Linked DNA regions of Homo sapiens: regions 1 and 3 are each linked to region 2. A link is a loop called in an ENCODE intact Hi-C map of the cell type or tissue named here. Cell type or tissue: B cell. All regions are shown on one strand.

What was found. Hi-C counts contacts between places; a loop is a spot of excess contacts. Peaks named below come from ENCODE experiments on the same cell type or tissue, not always from the same donor. Only the 100,000 strongest peaks of a DNase experiment are listed, where the experiment ranks them.
Region 1: a loop joins it to region 2, with 6 times the contacts of the local background. A loop is called at or near these places in 6 of 110 quality-filtered maps.
Region 3: a loop joins it to region 2, with 16 times the contacts of the local background. A loop is called at or near these places in 8 of 110 quality-filtered maps.

Annotation. Positions count from the first base shown.
Region 1 is chr10:45,592,634-45,597,633 of GRCh38, reverse strand. It overlaps a transcript of MARCHF8 not described here. Among named protein-coding and RNA genes, the nearest start is that of MARCHF8, 60 kb to the right of the region's middle. RefSeq lists silencers at 2,561-2,630, 2,911-3,070, 3,171-3,240. In B cell, no CTCF peak of the experiment used is centred here; DNase peaks (open chromatin) are centred at 2,723, 3,313, 4,523 and 4,973; H3K4me3 peaks cover 2,305 bases; H3K27ac peaks cover 2,571 bases.
Region 2 is chr10:45,247,950-45,252,949 of GRCh38, reverse strand. No RefSeq gene overlaps it. Among named protein-coding and RNA genes, the nearest start is that of OR13A1, 65 kb to the left of the region's middle. In B cell, CTCF peaks have their summits at 2,476 and 2,679 (motif pointing left); a DNase peak (open chromatin) is centred at 2,559; H3K4me3 peaks cover 829 bases; H3K27ac peaks cover 653 bases.
Region 3 is chr10:45,732,840-45,737,839 of GRCh38, reverse strand. The region is part of intron 3 of WASHC2C (WASH complex subunit 2C); the gene reads right to left. Among named protein-coding and RNA genes, the nearest start is that of WASHC2C, 8.1 kb to the right of the region's middle. In B cell, a CTCF peak has its summit at 2,767 (motif pointing right); no DNase peak of the experiment used is centred here.

The sequences.
Region 1 (5,000 bases), 340 kb before region 2:
GTGGCAGGCGCCTGTAATCCCAGCTACTCAGGAGGCTGAGATGGGAGAATTGCTTGAACCAGATAGGTGGAGGTTGCAGTGAGCTGAGATCGCATCATTGCTCTCCAGCCTTGGCAACACAAGCAAAACTCGTCTCAAACAACAACAACAACAACAACAACAAAACTAGAACATGGTTGATGGGTTGATGTATTTAACCATTTGGTAGGGAGTCAGTGTGACTGGTTCTGGAGATAACACTGATCACTTGGCTCAAGCCTGAATTCTTTCTTATGTCTTCATGTCCCACAAACTGTAGGAGAGGGTAGGTAATTTCCCTATGTGGGCTAAGGCAAAGGAAAGGCAGTGTATTAGGAGTCCCCATTAACACAAGCAGGGAGGATTTGGAATTAAGCTGTTGCCACAAGGCCAGTATGCCTCTTGGAGTGAGCACCTGGTGCCCTATGAGCAATTCCCTTACTGGCTGCCTTACATTCTGAGTGCAACAGTTTCTTCCCAATTGTGCTTTGTTTCCTTGCTGGCAATCCGCCCCCCCCTTTTTTTTTTTTGGAGATGGAGTCTCACTCTGTCACCTAGGCTGGAGTGCAGTGGCATGATCTTGGCTCACTGCAGCATCTGCCTCCTAGGTTCAAGTGATTATCCTGTCTCAGCCTCCCGAGTAGCTGGGATTACAGATACCCGCCACCATGCCTGGCTAATTTTTGTATTTTTAGTAGAGAGGAGGTTTCATGTTGGCTAGGCCACGTTGGCCAGGCCGGTCTTGAACTCCTGAGCTCAGGTGATCTGCCTGCCTCGGCCTCCCAAAGTGCTAGTATTACAGACGTGAGCCACCACGCCTGGCTGGCAATCCCTTCTTGAACTACACTCCAGGTGGCAAGAATCTGGACCCAGGACCTGGACACGTTCAAGTTGTCAGCTCCCTTTCCCTCAGGACTCTGACCTCCTATACTAATACCCCGTCGCCAAAGACCATATTGGTTAACATTTACCCAACACTGTATGTATTGGGCACTTAAAAGTGTTATACAGGCATTACCTCATTTTGTCTCATAACCACTCTATTCAGTAGATATCTTTCAGAAAGCTGAAGAGAGGCTCGGAAAGGTTAAGGAAATTGCCTAGACAGTAATGGTTGCGCCAGGACTCACCCTAGCTTTGTCTCCATGAGTGCTGCTTATCAGCCCTGCATAGCTCACAGATCCCTGTTGAACTACGAAGGTTCTGCCGCTTCCTGTAGAAGGATGACAGGATTCCATATCCATTCATCAGTCAGCCAACCCTTTGGCTCAACAAGCCTGGTCTAGGCATAAGCTATACCAATGGAAGATATTGGTACTACCTTCATGGAACACCTGCTGCCAGAAGCAGTAGAGCCAACCAGGTTGTGGCAACTGGCCTTGATAACCTATTTTCCACAGTAAAAGACAAATGGAGAAAATTCATCATTTTTCTGCTCTTTGTAATACTGTATTGTAAGTGTGTTATAGAAATGGAGATGTTTTGACCTTGCTGATCCAGAGGATATCTTGAGCACACTGTTTTGAACCTGACAATCTGCTTTTTACTTAGCCAAAAATTCAAAGTGGTCAGAATTGTAGGGAGGAATTGATTAGCTATATGATAGATCACTCCGGGACAACAGAACAACTATGGAATATTTGAGAGGATTTGCTTATAATTCACTCATGAATTTACTAAGAAATACAAATTATTCATCTTTTATGCATGATTATGGGAGAAATAAAACTGGCAGTGGTTGAAACTATTTCTGGGAAGTTTGATGTAGGAAAATTGGATTTGGTAGACAGTGATGAAAGTGACAGAGGAATAATGAGAGTTTTATGTGGACAAAAGATGAATGCAGAGTCTGGCCCGGTGCAGTGGCTCATGCCTGTATTCCCAGCACTTTGGCAGGCAGAGGCAGGCGGATCACGAGGTCAGGAGATTGAGACCATCCTGGCTAACACGGTGAAACCTCGTCTCTACTAAAAACACAAAAAAATAGCCGGGCGTGGTGGCGGGCGCCTGTAGTCCCAGCTACTGGGGAGGCTGAGGCAGGAGAATGGCGTGAACCCAGGAGGTGGAGCTTGCAGTGAGCCGAGATCGTACCACTGCACTCCAGCCTGGGCTACAGAGTGAGACTCCGTCTCAAAAAAAAAAAAAAGAGATGAATGCAGAATCAAATATTTAGACGTCTGTATGTACACAGAGATGATTCCCCCATAAAAATTAAAATACAACTTAAAAGTAAGAAGTCGTATAAACCTCCTTCACGTGCTTTCTCTGGCTGAGAGGCTATGCTGTGGGAATCTTTCAGTCCAGATTAGGGAGCGAAAGCAAACAAAAATCTGTCAAGGCAAAAACCGTTATTACTTATTCCTTCGCTTTTCCTCCCGTTTGATAGCCTCAGGTAAGAAAGTATTTTCCATCTTCTTCTCCAAGTAAAACATCCTTTTGCCAGACAAAATTTCCTTTTCCTTCCAAAACACTAATATTAATAACATGTAGTCAGGGCCAGGAGACACTAAACGACACACACAGAGCTGGGGAAGTCTTTTCGGTTCCAAGCCCAGTGGGTTGTCGCCTGGGCACTGCGAAGGGGTGGAAGCACAGAAAGGCCGCGCGGCGGCACCCGCTGCAGCCCGCCCCCAGCGCGCTGCAGTCGCCGGGGCAACGCCTCCACCCAACTCGGCCGGACACGTGACGCCCGCGTCACGTGACCTGCCACTCGGTGTCCTCCCGCGGAGGGGCGTAGGGTGTAAACAGGCGACGCGCTGGGGGAGGTGCGGCCTTGCTGCGTCCACGTCTCGGGCATGCTCGAGGCGGGCCAGGGCGGTAGCGCCGCCAGCTCAGAGCCCACCTGAGGTAACTCCTGCGGCCTCTAGGATCGGAGTCCCCCACGCCGCGCGCAGCCGCCGCCGCTGGCCGCCAATAAGGGCGGCCGAGCCCCCGGCCCGGGCAGGGGGTGTGGCTGCCGGCAGCGCGTCGGCTACAGGTGGGCTGGGCTGGGCTGGGCTGGGCTGGGCTGGGTGGGGGCGGCCGCCAAGGACCCATCCCTGCGCTGCGGGCCCGGCGTGGAGCCCGCGGAGAGGCAGCGCGACTCCAGGCAGTGGGTCTCTCTGCCCCGGTGCTCGCGTCTGCCCCTGGGGCCGGGCCGAGCGGAACCAGGAATCGCAGAAACGGTCAGCGCCCAGGGCTCTAGGCCGGCCGCCCCGGGTGCCAGGTGAATTCCTTTCCCTGACCGGCTGTGAGACGTTGGCCCGTCAGCCGTCGTCTTTGGCCTGAGTGTGCACATCTGTAAAATGGAAGCTCGGACTAGTGATCCGTGAGGACCTTCCACGTCTGACGTGTGATCTCGAGAGACCTGCGTACATTCGGGGTGCCAGAAGGAAAGCATAGGTAACTATTTTGTCCTTTAATTGCTAACTTTTCTTTGGTCTTTAAATCTGTTTTCATCTTAAACGATTCGTATTCCTGTCCACCTGGGTGAAGTTTTTAATAGAAAACTTATTGGGTGGGGGTTATAATGGTTTATGTTACCGTTTTCATGTTTCTTTAATGCAACAAAACCTTTTTTTCTTAAAACCTATTTGGAAGCCCAAATTGTAAAAATAAATAAATAAAAATGGAACCCTTTTCTGCCTCACTATCACTATTCTCACCACCCATCCCCACGCTAACTACCCTTGAGGACCCCTGCAAGTCATAGGTTGAGGAGCTCTGTATGGAGTTGAGGAAATGTTTTGTGTATTTTTTAATTTGATGGGATCTGGAAAATGAATTCTTTGCATGTGTGGAGTTTTCTGTTATTTTTCTCTTTATTTTGTTCGATTGCATGCTATGTAATTAGACAGCTAGCATAACCCTCACATACCATACTTCGGGGCCTTTTTGGCCCCAAAATTTCTGATAAAGACGTTTCTCTTTCCATGTTTCCTTGCATCCCAGTCCCTGGGGAAGTAAGTGTATGTTTATAATAGTGAGACTTCATTCCTCATTGCTGATTTAGTTGCTCCGATACAGAATGGGAATGGGAGACTTTTGAGGCCAACCGAATGGGTTAGGACATATCTGAAAAACATGAAAACGCTAAAAAGCATGAAAACTGAAGGAGTATACGAACTCAAGTCGTTGAGAGTCATGAAATAATGTGAACATGCTCTTGTGTGAAATCTTGAGACCCTGGAGCAAGAGAATTTTGGATTTTGAGAGAACTGAGTTCAGGAGAGAAGGATGTCCTGTTTCATATGGTGAGTGAAAATATAAACAGTATGAGGTGGTAGTGTGTAGACAAAATTATCAGGTTTTTTTTTTTTAAGAGTAGCACATAGTTTCCTAATTGATTTTGGAGACTAGGGTTTTAAGAGATGTACTGAAACTTGAAGTTTAATGTTACAAGAGGGAAACCATACTCTTTTACACCTTGTCTGCTTGGTGCTTCTGTGAGTTGAGCAAGAATTGGAAGTGGAATGTACTGTAAGTGGTACCCAAGGTGACCTAGTGGAAAGGTTTTCTCTTTTCAAAACCAACTTACTTCCCTGATCTTTGGCTTAAGCTTAAGCAAGTCAGTTCCTTTCTTTGGTTCTCAGTTTCTGCTGAAAAATGAGGAAATTGGATTGATTACTATTCTACCTTTTGGCTCCAGCTAGGTTTGCCAGATAAAATACAGGATGCCTAGTTGATATGAATTTCAGATAAACAGTGAATTTTTGTAAAATTTTTAAAATAAATTTTTACTATAAATATTACGTGGGAGCATACTTGTACTAAAAAAAAGATTCGTTGTTTGTCTGAAATTAAAGTGTAACTGGGCTTGCTGTATTTATATTTCCTAAATCTGGCAGCCTTAGCTCCAACATTTTTGTCTCCTTTAAATTAGTGCCAGCTCAAAGCAGAGCTGGGAATGAATTGATTCAAGCAGCCAAGAAACCCTAATGGTTGTCAGTAGTAGCGTCTGGTTCTTGAGGGTTGTCGTTGATTCACTTGTGGTTTGTTTCTTT
Region 2 (5,000 bases):
TTAGTTTCAATGTCCACACTTTCATTGTTAGTATACAGAAATATAATTAATTTTTGTATGTTGATCTTGTATCCTGCAGCCTTGCTGAACGCACTCATTGGTTGTTGATGTTTGTAAACTTTTTGTGTATATAAATTCATTGGAATTTTCTAAATAGGCAATCATGTCATCTGCAAATAGTAACAGTTTTATTTTTCCTTTTGATCTGTGTGTCTTTTGTTTCTTTTTTATGTCTCATAGCACTGGCTAGACTTCCAGTGCTATGTTGGATGAAAGTAGGGAGTGGGCATTCTTACCTTGTTCCTGATCCTCAGGGGAAATCATTCAGTATTTCACTCTTAAGTATGATGTTAGCTGTGGGTTTTTTGTAGCAAGTTGACGATATTCCCTTATATTCCTATTTTTCTGAGAGTTTTAATATAAGTAAAAATTTGACAAATGCTTTTCTGTAGCCAATAATAGGATCATGTGAATTTTCTTTTTTAGCTTCTTAATATGGTAGATTACATTGATTTCTGAATATTAAACCAGCCATGCATACTTGGAATAAACCCCACTTTGTCATAGTATATAGTTATTTGTACATATCACTGTATTCTATTTGCTAATTTTTATTGAGAATTTTGTATCTATGTTTATGAGAGACATTGGCCTCTAGTTTTCTTTTTGTACTATCACTGTCTATTTTTGAAATAGAGTAATAATAGCTTTATAAAATGAATTGTAAAGCTTTTGTGTCTCTTCTATTTCTTTGTAAGATATTTCATAAAATAGGTGCTAATTTTTTTTTTTTTTTTTTTGAGATGGAGTCTCACTTTGTCACCAGGCTAGAGTGCAGTGGTGTGATCTTGGCTCACTGCAACCTCTGTCTTCTAGGTTCAAGTGATTCTCCTGCCTCAGCCTCCCAAGTAGCTGAGATTACAGGTACCCACCACCTAATTTTTGTATTTTTAGTAGAGACAGGGTTTCTCCATGTGGGCCAGGATGGTCTTGATCTCCTGACCTCATGATCTGCCTGCCTCAGCTTTCCAAAGTGCTGGGATTACAGGCATGAGCCACCATGCTCAGCCACAACCCAATTTTTCCTAAAACATATGGAGATTTCTTTTTGGGAGTTTTGAAATTTTGAATTCAATTTTCTTATTTGGTATAGGATTATTCAAATAATTTATTTCATATTAAGTGAGTTGTGGTATTGGTTCATCTCCTTAAAGTTGTCAAATTTATGTCTGTAGTGTTTTTAGCATTCCCTTATTATCTTTTTAATGTTTGTAGGGTCTCTATTAATGTCTCCTGTTTCATTACTGGTACTGATGATTTGAGTCTTCTCTCTTTTTTCATTGGCAGTCTTGATAGAGTTTTTCAAATTTATTGATTTTTTCAAAGAACCAGCTCTTTTTAATTGATTATCTCTTTTGTTTTTCTGTTTTTAATTTTATTGATTTCTGCTCTTATAACTATTATTTTCTTGTTTTTGCTTGCTTTGAATTTATTTTTCTCTTCTTTGTCTGGGTTCTTGAGGTGGGAGCACCTCAAAAAGTTGGGGGCACAAAATAAAGTGTAACATTTGTATTGGTTCTCTTTTTGCTTCATTGTTAGTTTGTTTCTGTAATTAGTGTTAAGTTGTGATCAGCATAAATAATGGGTTATATTATTTGCAAACCTCAGGGTAAACTCAAATAAAAAACAAAACAGATACACAAAAAATGAAAGGCAAGAAGTTAAATCTACTACCAGAGAAAATTATCTTCATTAAAAGCAAGACAAGAAGGAAGGAAAGAAGAAAGAGAAGACCACAAAATAACCAGAAACAAATAACAAAATTGCAGAAGTAAGTCCTTACTTATAATTACATTGAAAGTAAATAGACTAAACTCTCCCATTAAAAGACATAGAGTGGGCTGCAGCCAAGATGGCTGAACAGGAACAGCTCCTGTCTACAGCTCCCAGCATGAGCAATGCAGAAGATGGGTGATTTCTGCATTTCCATCTGAGGTACCGGGTTCATCTCACTAGGGAGTGCCAGACAGTGGGCGCAGGATAGTGGGTGCAGTGCACCATGTGCGAGCCGAAGAAAGGCAAGACATTGCCTCACTCAGGAAGTGCAAGGGGTCAGGGAGTTCCCTTTCCTAGCCAAAGAAAGAGGTGACAGATGGCACCTGGAAAATTGGGTCACTCCCACCCTAATACTGCACTTTTCCGATGGGCTTAAAAAATGGCGCACCAGGAGATTATATCCCACACATGGCTCAGAGGGTCCAATGCCCACGGGGTCTCGCTGATTGCTAGCACAGCAGTCTGAGATCAAACTGCAAGGTGGCAGCAAGCCTGGGGGAGCTGCTTGGTGTGGTGGCGGGCACCTGTAATCCCTTGGGAGGCTGAGGCTAGAGAATCATTTGAACTCAGGAGGCGGAGGTTGCAGTGAGCTAAGGCAAGATCACGCCATCGCATCACGCCTGTTGCTTGGGCAACAGGGCGAGACTCCATGTCAAAAAAAAAAAAATGCTTGCTAATATAAACGTGATCATAAAGACAGCAATGATTATCATGAAATTTTAACTTGCTTACCAGAAAAAGTGCATGATCTAAAACTTGGCAAATGTGCTGTTCCGTGAAACAAGGGGGTGAAGATTAGAAAACTCGAGCTTCTTCGGATTCTGAATTAACTGAAATCATATTTAAGTTGGAAAGACAGTGCCATCTAGTGGTGCATTTCTTTTTCTTTTGAAATTACTGGTTTTAGCCATTCCTGCCTTATATAATTCTAGCACTTTAGGATAATGTCAGTGGTCATGGTCATGGCTGTTCTGTGGCCTTGAGCACATCATAGCTCTGCTATGAATTTAATATTTGGAGTTAGATACACACAGATACTCATTTAGAAATACAATAGGGCGGGGCGCGGTGGCTCACGCCTGTAATCCCAGAGGCAGAGGTTGCAGTGAGCCAATATCACGCCATTGCACTCCAGCCTGGGTGACAAGAGCGAAACTCCGTCTCAAAAAAAAAAAAAAAAAAAAAAAAAAAAAAAAAAAAAAAAGAAAGAAAAAGAAAAAAGAAAAAAAAAAAGAAACAGAAAAGGGGCACTGCGGATCACGAGGTCAGCAGATCGAGACCATCCTGGCTAACACGGTGAAACCCCGTCTCTAGTAAAAATACAAAAAAAATTAGCCGGGCGCGGTGGCGGGCTCCTGCAGTCCCAGCTACTCTCGGGAGGCTGAGGCAGGAGAATGGCGTGAACCCGGGAGGCGGAGCTTGCAGTGAGCCGAGATAGCGCCACTGCAGTCCGGCCTGGAGAAAGAGGGAGACTCCGTTTCAAAAAAAAAAAAAAAAGAAAAAGAAAAAGAAATATAATGAAGATTACTCAGAAGAAAACAAATGTTTTCTAGTTATGTGTTTGAGAGAAATCCAAGCACCCACTATTTCAAAGGATGTTTCTAGAAGGCTGCCATGGCTGCGAATTGTTCTGGGTGCTGGCGACACCACAGTGAAGAAGTCAGACAGAGTCTCCGTCTCCCCACCCGTGGGACTTACATCCTTGTTGGGAAAGAGACCGGACAAAGCAAATAAACAATAAATAAGATCGGTTTTGATTATAATAGGAAAATAAAACAGGATGATGCTGGGGGAGGGCAACATTCGATAGCACGGGCTTCTCTGAGGAGGTGACATGTGAGGTGAGGGCCCATGACAGGGAGTCCTTAGCTGTGCGGGTTCAGCTTCAGCTGAGGAAAGAAGTCTCCTGGCAGGAAGAGCTGCAGGAGCAGGGCCATGGGCAGGAGTCCTCCTGGGATGAAGGAAGTGCAACCAGCAGTGAGGTGCGGGCGGCCTGGGAAGGAGGCACAGGCCAGAGCAGCTGGGGCTTGCAGACCGTGAGAAGGAGCTGGAATTTTACTTTAGGTGCAACAGGGATCTGCCGGAGCATTTTAGTCAGAGCAGGAGCAGCATCTCATTGGAGTTTGCAGACATGCAGGCAATTCAGTGGAGAACACTATGGCTGCTCCGGAATTAGTTCTATTAAGAAGATGTTTCAGTGGGAACAGGTGAAGAACAATGGTGGTCACCTGGAGATGGAGCCCTCTGAGATATGTTTTGAAGGTAGAATGGAGTGGATGTGGAGTGAAGAGAGAGGAATCAGAGATGACTGAAGTTGTAGGCTTGAAACACTGAGGTAAAGAAGTCTCAGGGAGAACAGTTTTGGGAGGGCTTGTGGAAGAGAGGAATCAAAGCACTTGTTTATTTATTTATTAGATATTTATTGAGTGCCTCTCATGTGCAGACACCTAAAAACTGGGAACATGGCAGTGAGCAGAACAGAAATCTGTGCATTCATGGAACTTGTATTCTCTTCAGCGGGAAAGACAATGAAATAAACAAGTTAGCCTGGGCAACATAACAAGACCACATCTCTAAAATTTTTTTTATTAGCTATGCATAGTGGCATGCACCTGTAGTCCCAGTACTTAGGAGGCTGAGGTGGGAGGATCACTTGAGCCCAGAAGTTCAAGGCTGCAGTGAACTATGATTGTAGCCCTGCACTCCAGCCTGGACAACAGAGTGAGACCTTGTCTCCAAAAAAAAAAAAAGTTAAATATGTAGTATGTAGAAGAAGGTAATACTTGCTGTGGAGAAAAGTCAAGCAGGAAAGGAGATGGGAATGTTGGGAGAGTTTACACAAGGAAGGCCGTATTGAGTTGGGGCTATCTTTTTTTTTTTTTTTTGGAGACAGTCTTGCTCCATCACTCAGGCTGGAGTGCAGTGAAACGATCTCAGCTCACTGTAACCTCCACCTCCTAGATTCAAGCGATTATCCTGCCTCAGTCTCCTGAGTAGCTGGGATTACAGGCATGTACCATCACGCCAGCCAATTTGGGGATGTCTGAGTAAAGACCTGAAGAAATGTAGGAAGACAAACGATGTGGATATACAGGGAAGAGCATTCCAGGCAAAGGGAACAGCAAATGCCATACCCAAGAAGCAGGAGCATGACTGGTTTGGCT
Region 3 (5,000 bases), 480 kb before region 2:
GTGTCCGTAACAGTGGGTCATGGACTAACAGCAAAGAATAGTCCATTCACCAAAAAAAAAAAAAAAAAAAATTTAAATACAAATGACTAGGAAACATGATGAAACTTTAACCTCGTTGTAAACCAAGAGTTGCAAAAACAGTAAGATATCAGTTTTCACACCTTTTCATTTAACCTAATAATGTTGATGGGCAATGATACAGTATTCTGACCCCAGCTTATGGAGAATGTCAACTGATGTAATTTATCAACTAGGAAACTAGAACTTCAGGATTTTGAACAAGGAAAATGGTAAAGGCAAAACTTATTTTCATTCAGTTGCTTAAAATGGCTGATAAATTTTTATTATCCCATTTGTATGAAAGCAGAGAGAAAAATCTACCACTGACTTGCCAGAAAGCCTGGGCATTTGACTAACCCTGACAGCATGGGTAGGCAAGACTCTCTTTTCCAGAAAAGACCCACTGCTCTGCCAAATCACTGTGATTCTTGGTTTTTAAAATCATTTTTATGTTTTAAAAACTACCGAAGTACAACATGCTTGTTATAAAAAGTCAATATAGGCCAGGTGCGGTGGCTCACGCCTGTAAGGCCAGCACTCTCTGAGACCGAGGCAAGGGGATCACTTGAGCTCAGGAGTTCAAGATCAGCCTGGGCAACATAGTGAGACCTCATCTCTACAAAAAATACAAAAATTAGCCAGGTATGGTGGTGTGCACCTGTAATTCCAGCTACTTGTGGGGCTTAGTCAGGAGGAACTCTTGAGCTTGGGAGGTAAAGGCTGCAGTGAGCCCTGATTGCACCACTGCACTGCAGCTTGGGTGAAAAAGTGAGACTCTATCTCAAAAATAAAATGAAATGAAATTAAAATTTTTTACAAAGAAAGAAATAAGAAGTCAATATAAATGAACTGATGAAAATCTTCTGGCATTAGACAGTGGCCGTGATTATAAAACTTTGAGTACAGTAAAAACCACCAAATTGTATACTTTTTAAAGGACTGAATTTTATGGTATGTGAATTCTATCTCAATTTTTAAAATTTTAAGTCAATATAAAGGCACATGGAAAAGAGATGTATTTTAAAATAGTTCCCTCCCTATCCCCAACCTGATCCTTGGAATACCCAATTTAAGCCTGGTGTGTATGCTCATTTCCTGAGGCTCTGAACACAAATATAAGCTAACACGTGCATATATTTAGAGCTCTCCTACCCTTCCTGCTTATTTATTTATTTATTTAGAGACAGAGTCTAGCTCTGTCACCCAGGCTGGAGTGCAGTGGCAGGATCTTGGCTCACTGCAACCGCCACCTCCCAGGCTCAAATGATTCTCTTGCCTCAGCCTCCCAAGTAATTGGGATTACAGGCGTGCACCACCACACCCGGCTAATTTGTTTTTGCCCTTTTTTTTTTTTTTTTTTTTTTTTTTTTTTTTGAGATGGAGTCTCACTCTGTTGCCAAGGCTGGAGTGCAGTGGTGCGATCTCGGCTCACTGCAAGCTCTGCCTCCTGGGTTCACGCCATTCTCCTGCCTCAGCCTCCTGAGTAGCTGGGACTACAGGTGCCTGCCACCATGCCCAGCTAATTTTTTTTGTATTTTTAGTAGAGATGGGGTTTCACCATGTTAACCAGGATGGTCTCAATCTGACCTCATGATTCGCCCACCTCGGCCTCCCAAAGTGCTGGGATTACAGGTGTGAGCCACCATGCCCGGCCTGCATTTTTTTTTTTTTTAGTAGAGATGGGGTTTCACCACGTTGGCCAGACTGGTCTCAAACTCCTTGACCTCAAGTGATCCATCGGCCTTGGCCTCCCAAAGTGCTGGGATTACAGGTGTGAGCCATTGTGCCTGGCTGAAACTGATTATTTATTTATTATTTATTATTTATTTATATACCTAGAGAAGGATTTTACCTAGAGAGGGAATAAATAAATCTTAATAGTCATTCCCAGATTCTATGCACAAATGCGTAGAATTCCCTGTCACTAGCAGCATACTCAAGTGCCCCTTACCCAAACCTTTGCCAGCAATGGCTCCTGTCCACCCATCTTTAAGTATCTGCCAATCTGATCAAACAATGTTGCTTTTAAATGATCATATCCTCTGACCCAAAATTCTACTTCTTGAAATTTAGCTCCCATGAAAATTATCATAAACGCAAACATCAGAATGTTCATGGTATCATGATTTCCAGCAGAAAGTCACAAATACCAAATTTATAATTCTATGTAATTCCAATCAAACGCTAATAAAATATTCTGTGGCACAATATAGTAAGATAATCCTGCTGGGGACAGTGGCTCATGCCTGTAATCCCAGCACTTTGGGAGGCTCATACCTGTAATCCCAGCACTTTGGGATCACCTGCGGTCAGGAGTTTGAGACCAGCCTGGCCAACATGGTGAAACCATGGCAAAACCCCATCTTTACTAAAAATATAAAAATTAGCTTGATGTGGTGGCCGGTGCCTGTAATCCCAGCTACTCAGGAGGCTGAGGCAGGAGAATCGCTTAAACTTGGGAGGCAGAGGTTGCAGTGAGCCGAGATTGCACAATTGCACTCCAGTCTGAGCAACAAGACTGAAACTCTATTTCAAAAAAATAAATAAATAAGTAAAAGATAATCCTCAAATTCACACAGAAAAGTAAAAAGCCAAAGATTGATAACCATGACAATTCTGAATAAAAACAGATTATGGGGACTTGCCCTAATAAGACATTAGAAATCTGCAGTATTTAAGATTATGATACTGTCAAACAGCAGAGAAACAAAACAAACAGCAGAGGGCAGAAACAGACCCACAATTCCATGGAGGCCTGATTTTATTTTCACATAAACACACACAAACATTCATACATAATAGTCAATGAAGAAAAGAACAACTACACAATAAAGGTTATCTATAAGGGATAAAAATGAAATCCCTCTCTAGGTAAAAAGAATAAAAAGTTGGCCAGGCATGGTGGCGAACACCTGTGGTCCTAGCCAGCTATTCAGGAGGCTGAGATGGGAGGATGGCTTGAGCCCAGGAGTTTGAGGCTGCAGTGAGCTGTCTGCACCACTGAACTCCAGCCTGGGCAACAGAGGGAGATCCTGTCTCAAAAACAAAAAAAGAATAAAAAGGCAGAGATACCAAGGAATCCCCACCCAAAATGATTAGAGTTAAGGACGAATATGGTGGGTAGGCACCTTTGAAGCAAATGTGGCAAGATACAAAACCACTGATGCTAGGTGCTACATTTTCTTAGCACTTGTGGTTTCTCTCTGAACTTTTCTATTTATTTATGAAACATTTATGAAATTTATGAAACATTTCATAAATAACATTTAATATTAGAAGATTATTAAATAAATTATGATACGGTTTAAGAACAAAAAAATTAAATTCACAAAAGTCTCAAAGATGGGTTAAATAAGTTCACATTAAGAAAAAAAGTAGGCTGCAAATGAAAATACACACACACACACACACACACACACAGTCATCTAGAAAAGGTTAAAGTTAAAAAACAAGAACAGAAAAAAATACACTGAAAAGTTCAATGGTTGGTTAATTTGGGGTAGCTGATTTTTTGTAGGTTCAATTATTTATTTATTTATTTATTATTATTTTTTTGAGACGGAGTCTTGCTCTGTCACCCTGGCTGAAGTGCAGTGGCGGGATCTCGGCTCACTGCAAGCTCTGCCTCCCGGGTTCATGCCCTTCTCCTGCCTCAGGCTCCCGAGTAGCTGGGACTACAGGCGCCTGCCACCACGCCTGGCTAATTTTTTTGTATTTTTTAGTAAAGATGGAGCTTCACCGTGTTAGTCAGGATGGTCTCAATCTCCTGACCTCCTGATCCGCCCACCTCGGCCTCCCAAAGTGCTACAGGCGTGAGCCACCGCACCCGGCCTACTGTAGGTTCAATTCTTTTAAGCCTGATGTCTGCATGGGAAATGGACTTAGAATATATGTGCTAAACGTTGAGAGGCTCCCCTCAAGCTGAGGAAATTTCACATGATTTTTCTTTTTCTTACTTTTCCTAATTGCTCTATAAAGATCAGGGATTACTTTGGTAATTTTCAAAGTCAGGACTCCAAAAAGTTAAGTAAATCTCAAAAGTGAGACTTTAAGACCTGGCAGCTACCATGGTTACCCATCAGCAGCCTGCAGCTAGAAAGCCAAACATGACATCTAAGAAACCTAAACCCATGGGACCTAAAGCCCATGGGATCTTTTCAGGGTGAGCAGGACTATGCATCCTCAAGTACTTCATATCCAGCAGATAACCAATGCTAACTTCTTTCATCCTCACCTGCTAAACTCACAGCTTCATGTGTTTTGTGATCAATTTACAGTCAGATAGCTATACCCAGGACTGTTAAATATCTTTGGTATTGCTCCTCATCTGGGGAGACAGGGTAAAAGGGGAAAGAGGGGAACTGGGGAAAAAGGGACCAGGGCTGGAGAGTAACAGACTATACACAGCCCTGGTCCCCTTTCATTTATGCGTACTCTCATTCATTCAAATATTCACTGGATCCCTAAATATCAGGCTTGTGCTGGACCCCTCAAATATATTTGTTGTTAAAAATATGGGGCTTGATTTAGTGGGAGGGTCCAACTCATCAAATCCCATCAATAATTGTAAAATTACAATTGTAAGAAGTCTACTAAAGAATGTGATGCTTCAGCTGCTTTTATCCAGGGGGTGTGCCTAGTGCAGAGGGTCCAGGAGGAAGTAATATAATTGAGCAGAGACCTAGAAGACAGACAGATGTCAATCAAAGGGTAGAGGCATAGGAAGCAATGTAAGCAAAGGCCCCGTAGCAGCAGGGCATATGGCATCTCCAAGGAATGAGAAGGCTGGAGTGTCAAAAGCAAGGGGCATTATGTAAAATAAAGCAGGTCTAGGGGGAGAGGGAAAAACCTGTGCAGGAAATTATATGTTAATAAGGCTTTTGGGCTTTACCTCCTTCTCTCTAATTGCTGAGTACTTGACAGTTTCAGCAACTCCATCT